Linked DNA regions of Homo sapiens: region 1 is linked to region 2. Evidence: read pairs that join two places in POLR2A ChIA-PET (ENCODE). Cell type or tissue: OCI-LY7. All regions are shown on one strand. Links, peaks and the distances in the headings refer to the core of each region. The heading gives the core; the rest is flanking DNA.

Evidence for each region. Peaks named below come from ENCODE experiments on the same cell type or tissue, not always from the same donor. Only the 100,000 strongest peaks of a DNase experiment are listed, where the experiment ranks them.
Region 1: POLR2A ChIA-PET joins it to region 2 with 6 read pairs; 7 of 35 experiments call an interaction of 5 or more read pairs at or near these places.

The regions. Positions count from the first base shown.
Region 1 is chr12:104,619,630-104,622,549 of GRCh38, forward strand. All of the region lies in intron 2 of CHST11 (carbohydrate sulfotransferase 11), which reads left to right. Among named protein-coding and RNA genes, the nearest start is that of MIR3922, 29 kb to the left of the region's middle. In OCI-LY7, for the core only: no CTCF peak of the experiment used is centred there; no DNase peak of the experiment used is centred there.
Region 2 is chr12:104,461,582-104,464,501 of GRCh38, forward strand. All of the region lies in intron 1 of CHST11 (carbohydrate sulfotransferase 11), which reads left to right. Among named protein-coding and RNA genes, the nearest start is that of CHST11, 6.1 kb to the left of the region's middle. RefSeq lists an enhancer at 1,355-1,404. In OCI-LY7, for the core only: no CTCF peak of the experiment used is centred there; a DNase peak (open chromatin) is centred at 1,550; H3K4me3 peaks cover 968 bases; H3K27ac peaks cover 1,336 bases.

The DNA.
Region 1 (2,920 bases), core at 154-2,653, 160 kb after region 2:
GAAAGCAAGCCCCAAACAAGCACTGGGAGAGGCTGGAGTGGGGGCTGCTTATCTGGGGGCTGCCCATTTTGAAGAAGGCTGTTTACACCGATCCATAGACTTACTGGGTTTTGGTTGGCTCCGGGTTCAGAAAGGGTTAACTCATCTCGCAAACCCATTCACCAAGGGTAAAGAATTAAATTAACTCATGCTAAGCCCATGGTTTTTGCAGATGGAACATTCTGGTTTCTACTTTTCAAGAGCAACTCAAAAGTTCATTAACAAGGAGGAACTTGTAATCTTTGCGAAGGACCAAATTTGAATGGGAGAAACGGTTCCCTTAGCCAATAGGTGAGCCCAGCCAACTCCTCAGCCCGGAAGCTTTGTCATTCTATAATTGTCATTCCCGGTGAGCCTTCATCCTAGGTCTGATGGGGCCACTTGAAGATCTCATTGAATTTTGTAGGGAAATTGCATGCTAAAGAGACATTTGGAAATTAGCAGGCTTGAAGGCTGCCTTGAGACATGTCCCCTAAAGGTATTTTGTCACCACACAGAATGGCTCCCAAATGGTGCCCCCCCAACTTTCTTCTGCTCTCTTCATTTGAGTTTCTCTCATCCATAGAACAGTTAATCTCAGTTCAGAATCTCAGCCTCGGCTCTCCATAGGTTTTCCTTCATTTTCCAGGATAAATGAGCTGGAGTTTGAAAAGAAGTGTGACTTCTTCAAGGAACTGGCAGATACTAGGGGAGTTCAGAAGCAGCTGACATCCAATTATTCACGGTCATGGGGGAAAGGGATTGAATGAGAAATAGAAATCCACAGATAATCTCCAAACCTTATGCTCATCCATAGCCTTCTCTTCCAACATGCCTTTAACAGTACCAAGAAATGGGCTGATTTAGCGCTGTTTTCAAAATGGAGGTCCTGAGAGATCAGTACAGTAAAATTAATTTGCCAATCCTTCTCTTAATGAGAAGCATTGCAAGGAATGGAAATTCTCCATTTATTTATTTATTTATTTGTTTGTTTGTTTGTTTTTATTACTTACCCAGAGTAAAGCGTCATTTTTCTTGAGCAAGTGGCAAAATGAGCTTATTTTCTTGGCTGGTTTTGTTCATTGTTTGTTGTGTCAGAGACTAGCATAGAACATTGTGACTTTCTTTTCACTAACACAAAACAAAACAAAAATGATTGGGATTCAGGCCTAGATAATCTTGAAATAAAAACCAGGAGCTAGGAGAATGACAGTCAATTGCAATTGATAATTGAGTCTCCTTCCCCAGGATATTAATGGTGTAACTAAACCAGGGAGGAAGAAGTGATAAGTATCTTGTTAAGATAAGTCTTTGCCAAAAACAACCCATGGCAAATTGCTGCCATTTGTTATCTAATACTGAGCGCAGAGTGTAGTCTTTCTTGAGCCTCAGAAACCCTGCTTGTCTCTATCAGTTCATTTCAAATTTAACTTGCTAAATATCATTGTCCAAAGCCTTGGCAGACTTTCAAAAGCAGCGTTGTTGCTGATCTCAAGCTTGACACAGTGGGATCTTGGGGAGTCTCACAGACCACAGCCCCCAGTTTGTGGGGGCATCTTGATCAAGGCCTAGGCAAAGGATCTGTTTGGAGAATAAAAGCCAAGCCAGCCTCAAAGATGAACATGTGTGGCCCGGCCTGTTAAACCCAGTCAAGGCGATGGGCTGCAGACATCCTGTCTTTCTCTGGTGCTGTCCTAGACCTTGCCATTGGCCCAGGGCCATTCAAAACCCAAGGCCTACAGTCACGGCTTCCCAAGCTATGGTAGGCAGAATGCCTTGCCCCTTTTCCAAGCAATAAGAATATGTTACCTTATTTGGCAAAAGGGACTTTGCAAAGGCAGTTTAAGTTAAGGGTTTTAAGATGGAGAGATTATCCTGGATTATCCGGATGGGTCCAGTATAATCATCAGGATGATAAGGGAGGCAGGAGTGTCAAAGCCAGGAAAAGAGATGTTGTGAGGATGGAAGCAGAGCTTGGAGTGATGTGAGGAAGGGGGCCACAAGCCTAGGAATGTAAGTGACCTGTAAAAGATGGAAAAGGCACAGAACAGATTTTCCCTTGGAGCCTCCAGAAGGAACGCAAGCCTGCTAACCCCTTGACTTTAGGACTTGTGACCTTCAGAATGGAAGCAGTTGTTTGTAGTGATTTGTTACAGCGGCAATAGAAAACTAACATGCACACACCCCTTTTTAGTTGGAGCTAAGCTTCCCTCTCCCAAGACCAGGGTCCAAAGGAGGCCTGGGAGAGGCCAGGTCTGTGACATCAGGTAAGCAGTCCGGCAGCAGCGTGGTGAGTCTGGAAAATGGGATGCTGATGGTTGTGGTGATACTGCCTTTTTCAGAATTGTTTTGAGGATCAAGTGAGGTACTGTGAAAATGCCTGGCAAATCTAGGTATAAGCCGGCAACCCCGGTGACCCCCACAGGCACATCATGGCTTACATACCGGCAGGGAATAGGCTGAGTTGATACAACCAAAATCCTTGTACATATTCATAAGAACTCTTTGACAACCACACATTCAACCTGAAATTTATATCAGATCACAGTTTTGTGGATAACCAAAATCCTTGTACATATTCATAAGAACTCTTTGACAACCACACATTCAACGTGAAATTTATATCAGATCACAGTTTTGTGGATGGGTTCCTATAGGTAGGAGGTACTACCACTGTTTAGTCAGTACATTTATTTTTTTTAAAAGGACGGAGTAAATATTTGGAATTAATGGTGTTATATTTGTCAAGATTTTCCTTCATGAAATGATTATATAATTCTTACAGTATTCTCAAAGTACCCGCATAGAGACTAGCTTCATTGAAACTCACAATTCTCTCAAGGTTGGCAGGGGAGATATTATCTTCCCATTTTAGACAGTGCAAAGAGAAGGAAGATCAGAG
Region 2 (2,920 bases), core at 218-2,717:
TGTGGTTTTTGTTTGAAATCTACTGTTCATAGAAAGAAGCCTTCAGAGGAGAAAGCCTTTTCTCTCCTGTCTGCTTCCTCTCTATTATTTTTATTTTTGCAAAATGTTTATTTTCACTGTCACCTGGGATTTCTTTGCCTCGGTTGAATGTATTGAAAGATTATATCCTTTATTTAAAGATGTCTCATTTTACCCCCTTGCACTTTCACTTGATCAGGTTGAACCTAAAATGCATTTTGTATTATAATTTTAAACGAATTGTAAACATAACATGTGCTCATTTTAGAAAATTTAGGAGGTGGCCAGGTGCGATGGCTCACACCTGTAATCCCAGCACTTTGGGAGTCCAAGGCAGGTGGATCACCTGAGGTTGGGAGTTTGAGACCAACCTGACCAACATGGTGAATCCCCGTCTCTACTAAAAATACAAAAAAAATTAGCCGGGCGTGGTGGTGCACGCCTGTAATCCCAGCTACTTGGGAGGCTGAGGCAGCAGAATCACTTGAACCAGGGAGGCGGAGGTTGCAGTGAGCTGAGATTGTGCCATTGCATTCCATCCTGGGCAACAAGAGTTAAACACCATCTCAAAAAAAAAAAAAAAAAAGAAAAAGAAAAGAAAAAAAGAAAATTTAGGAGGTATAGAAGAAAAACAATCATTATTCCACCACCAAGAGGCAACTGGTACTTTAAAAATATATTATAGAATATATTTATATATATTTATATATTCTGTATTTTTCTCAACTATGCAAAATGCATATACATAGTTGAGATAACATCATGCATTTTGTATCCTGTTTGATAATAAGTATTTTAGACAAATACATCATTGTCACAACTAGTTATTAAAGTTAAAGACAAAGTTTAACCATAACTGTTTAAATGTATAGACTTGCATGTGTCTCCACCTCCCACCCTACCCCTTTGCAGGATGTCAGTCTGGTATTATTTTTTTTGCTGTGGTTGCACAAATTTAATGTTACGTTACAGAATCTTTTTGCTTATACATGGAATAGTTTGGAGTCTTACCAATTTGTAGGGGCTGTTCTTATGTTATACACCTGAAACTTCCATTGAAAAGGTGTCAAGAGGGTCTCAAATATGAGACTGTTATGAATTCTGAAAACAGCATTGAATCACTGAAGGATCTCATGTACCCCATAAATATATACAACTACTATGTACCTATAAAAATTAACAAGTAAAAAAATAACTGAAGGAGAAGACATTTTTAGCATGGGGTCTCTCCTTGATCATTTAAATGTTTGCACCTCGATGGAGCATTTTCATTGCTGTGCTCAGATGAGACAGATGTAGGTGATCTCCTTTGATTGTTACAGTCCTCATTTTCATTGCCTTCCAAAATAAAAAGGGGTGATCAGGCACCACAGAAAGGGTGGTTTGGGGGTTTCCGTGGGGTGAGGGGTGAGGGAATCCATCCTTCAGCAGAGGTATCTGCTGTCAGTATTTGTCTGGTTGAAAGATCATTTTGTTCATAGCTTTATCAGCACAGTCATTTCAAAACAGGAAGTCAAAGGCTCATAAGCAAAGGCACCACCCTTTCCCTTCTTAAACCCACCAAAAGGACCTCTCTTTAGTCTGGAGGTCAAGTGAAAAAGGCTCTCATGAAAGTCATTGCCAGCAGGCCTCTTCTAAGTTCAGACTCTGAGGAAAACCAGAAGTCATTCTGCTGATTCATTTTTTTTTCTTTTTAGTTTTTCTTTTGAATTTTTGGGACACCACCTTTATAACAAATAAAAGGGGAGGCAGTTCTTCCTATGAACAATCTGATCTGTCAGTTAAAATTTCCTAGAACTTGTAATTTGATGCATCTTAGATCCAATGTGAGTGATTGAAACTTACAAGCAGACTTGTTCTCCTCCTCCCCAGCCCCCTGTCTGTCTGTCTCTCTCTCTTTTCCTTTCTTCTACTCTGTGCCAGATACTGTTCTTGGCACTGGAGATGTAACACATACATACATCTCTGCCTTCATGGAACTTAGATTCTAGTGGGGCGGACAGACTTTAAGCAAATGCAGAAGTGACATATATGGTATATCAGATGGTGTTAAGAGAAAAACAAAACAGAGAAGATGGTTGAGGGGTGTGAGAGGCAGGGGTTGCAATATAATATAGAGGTAATTAGGGAATGTCATTGATAAGATGACACTGAGAGCAGACACCTGCAGGAAATGAAGGAGCCGGCCATGTTCCAGGCAGAGAGCAACACAAGTCAAATCTGGTCCCTGAGGCAAGAACACGCATGGCAAGGTGGTCAGAGTGCCCAGAGCAGAGGGACGGAGGCAGCCAACAACCACAGTGGGGAGAGACAAGTCGGAGAGAGACAATTGTTTTGAGCCTTGGGTTTAACTGTAGATGGGAGGGAAGCGCTGCAGAAGCTTGAGCAGAGGTCTCTTGGGGCAGGGAGGCAAGGAATAAGGGTGGAAGCAATGTAGCAAGATTGAAAATGAAGTCTCCTACTTGCACTTTTTTTTTTTTTTTTTTGAGGTGGAGTCTTGCTCTGTCACCTAGGCTGGAGTGCAGTGGTGCAATCTGGGCTCACTGCAACCTCTGCCTCCTGGGCCCAAGCAATTCTCCTGCCTCAGCCTCCTGAGTAGCTGGGATTACAGGCATGCACCACCACACCTGGCTAATTTTTGCATTTTTAATAGATACTGGGTTTTGCCATGTTGGCCAAGCTGGTCTTGAACTCCTGACCTTAAGTGATCCACCCTCCTCGGCCTCCCAAAGTGCTGGTAGAGGTGTGAGTCACTGTGCCCAGCTCTACTTGCACATTTGTGCTCATCTTTGGGCAGCCGGTAGTGTACTTTGGTTAAGTGGTCACCATATAAGTCCCATCTCCCCTCTACCACCTGCTCCCCCTTGACCCCCAACTAGACCATCTCCTTTTTCAATTTTTT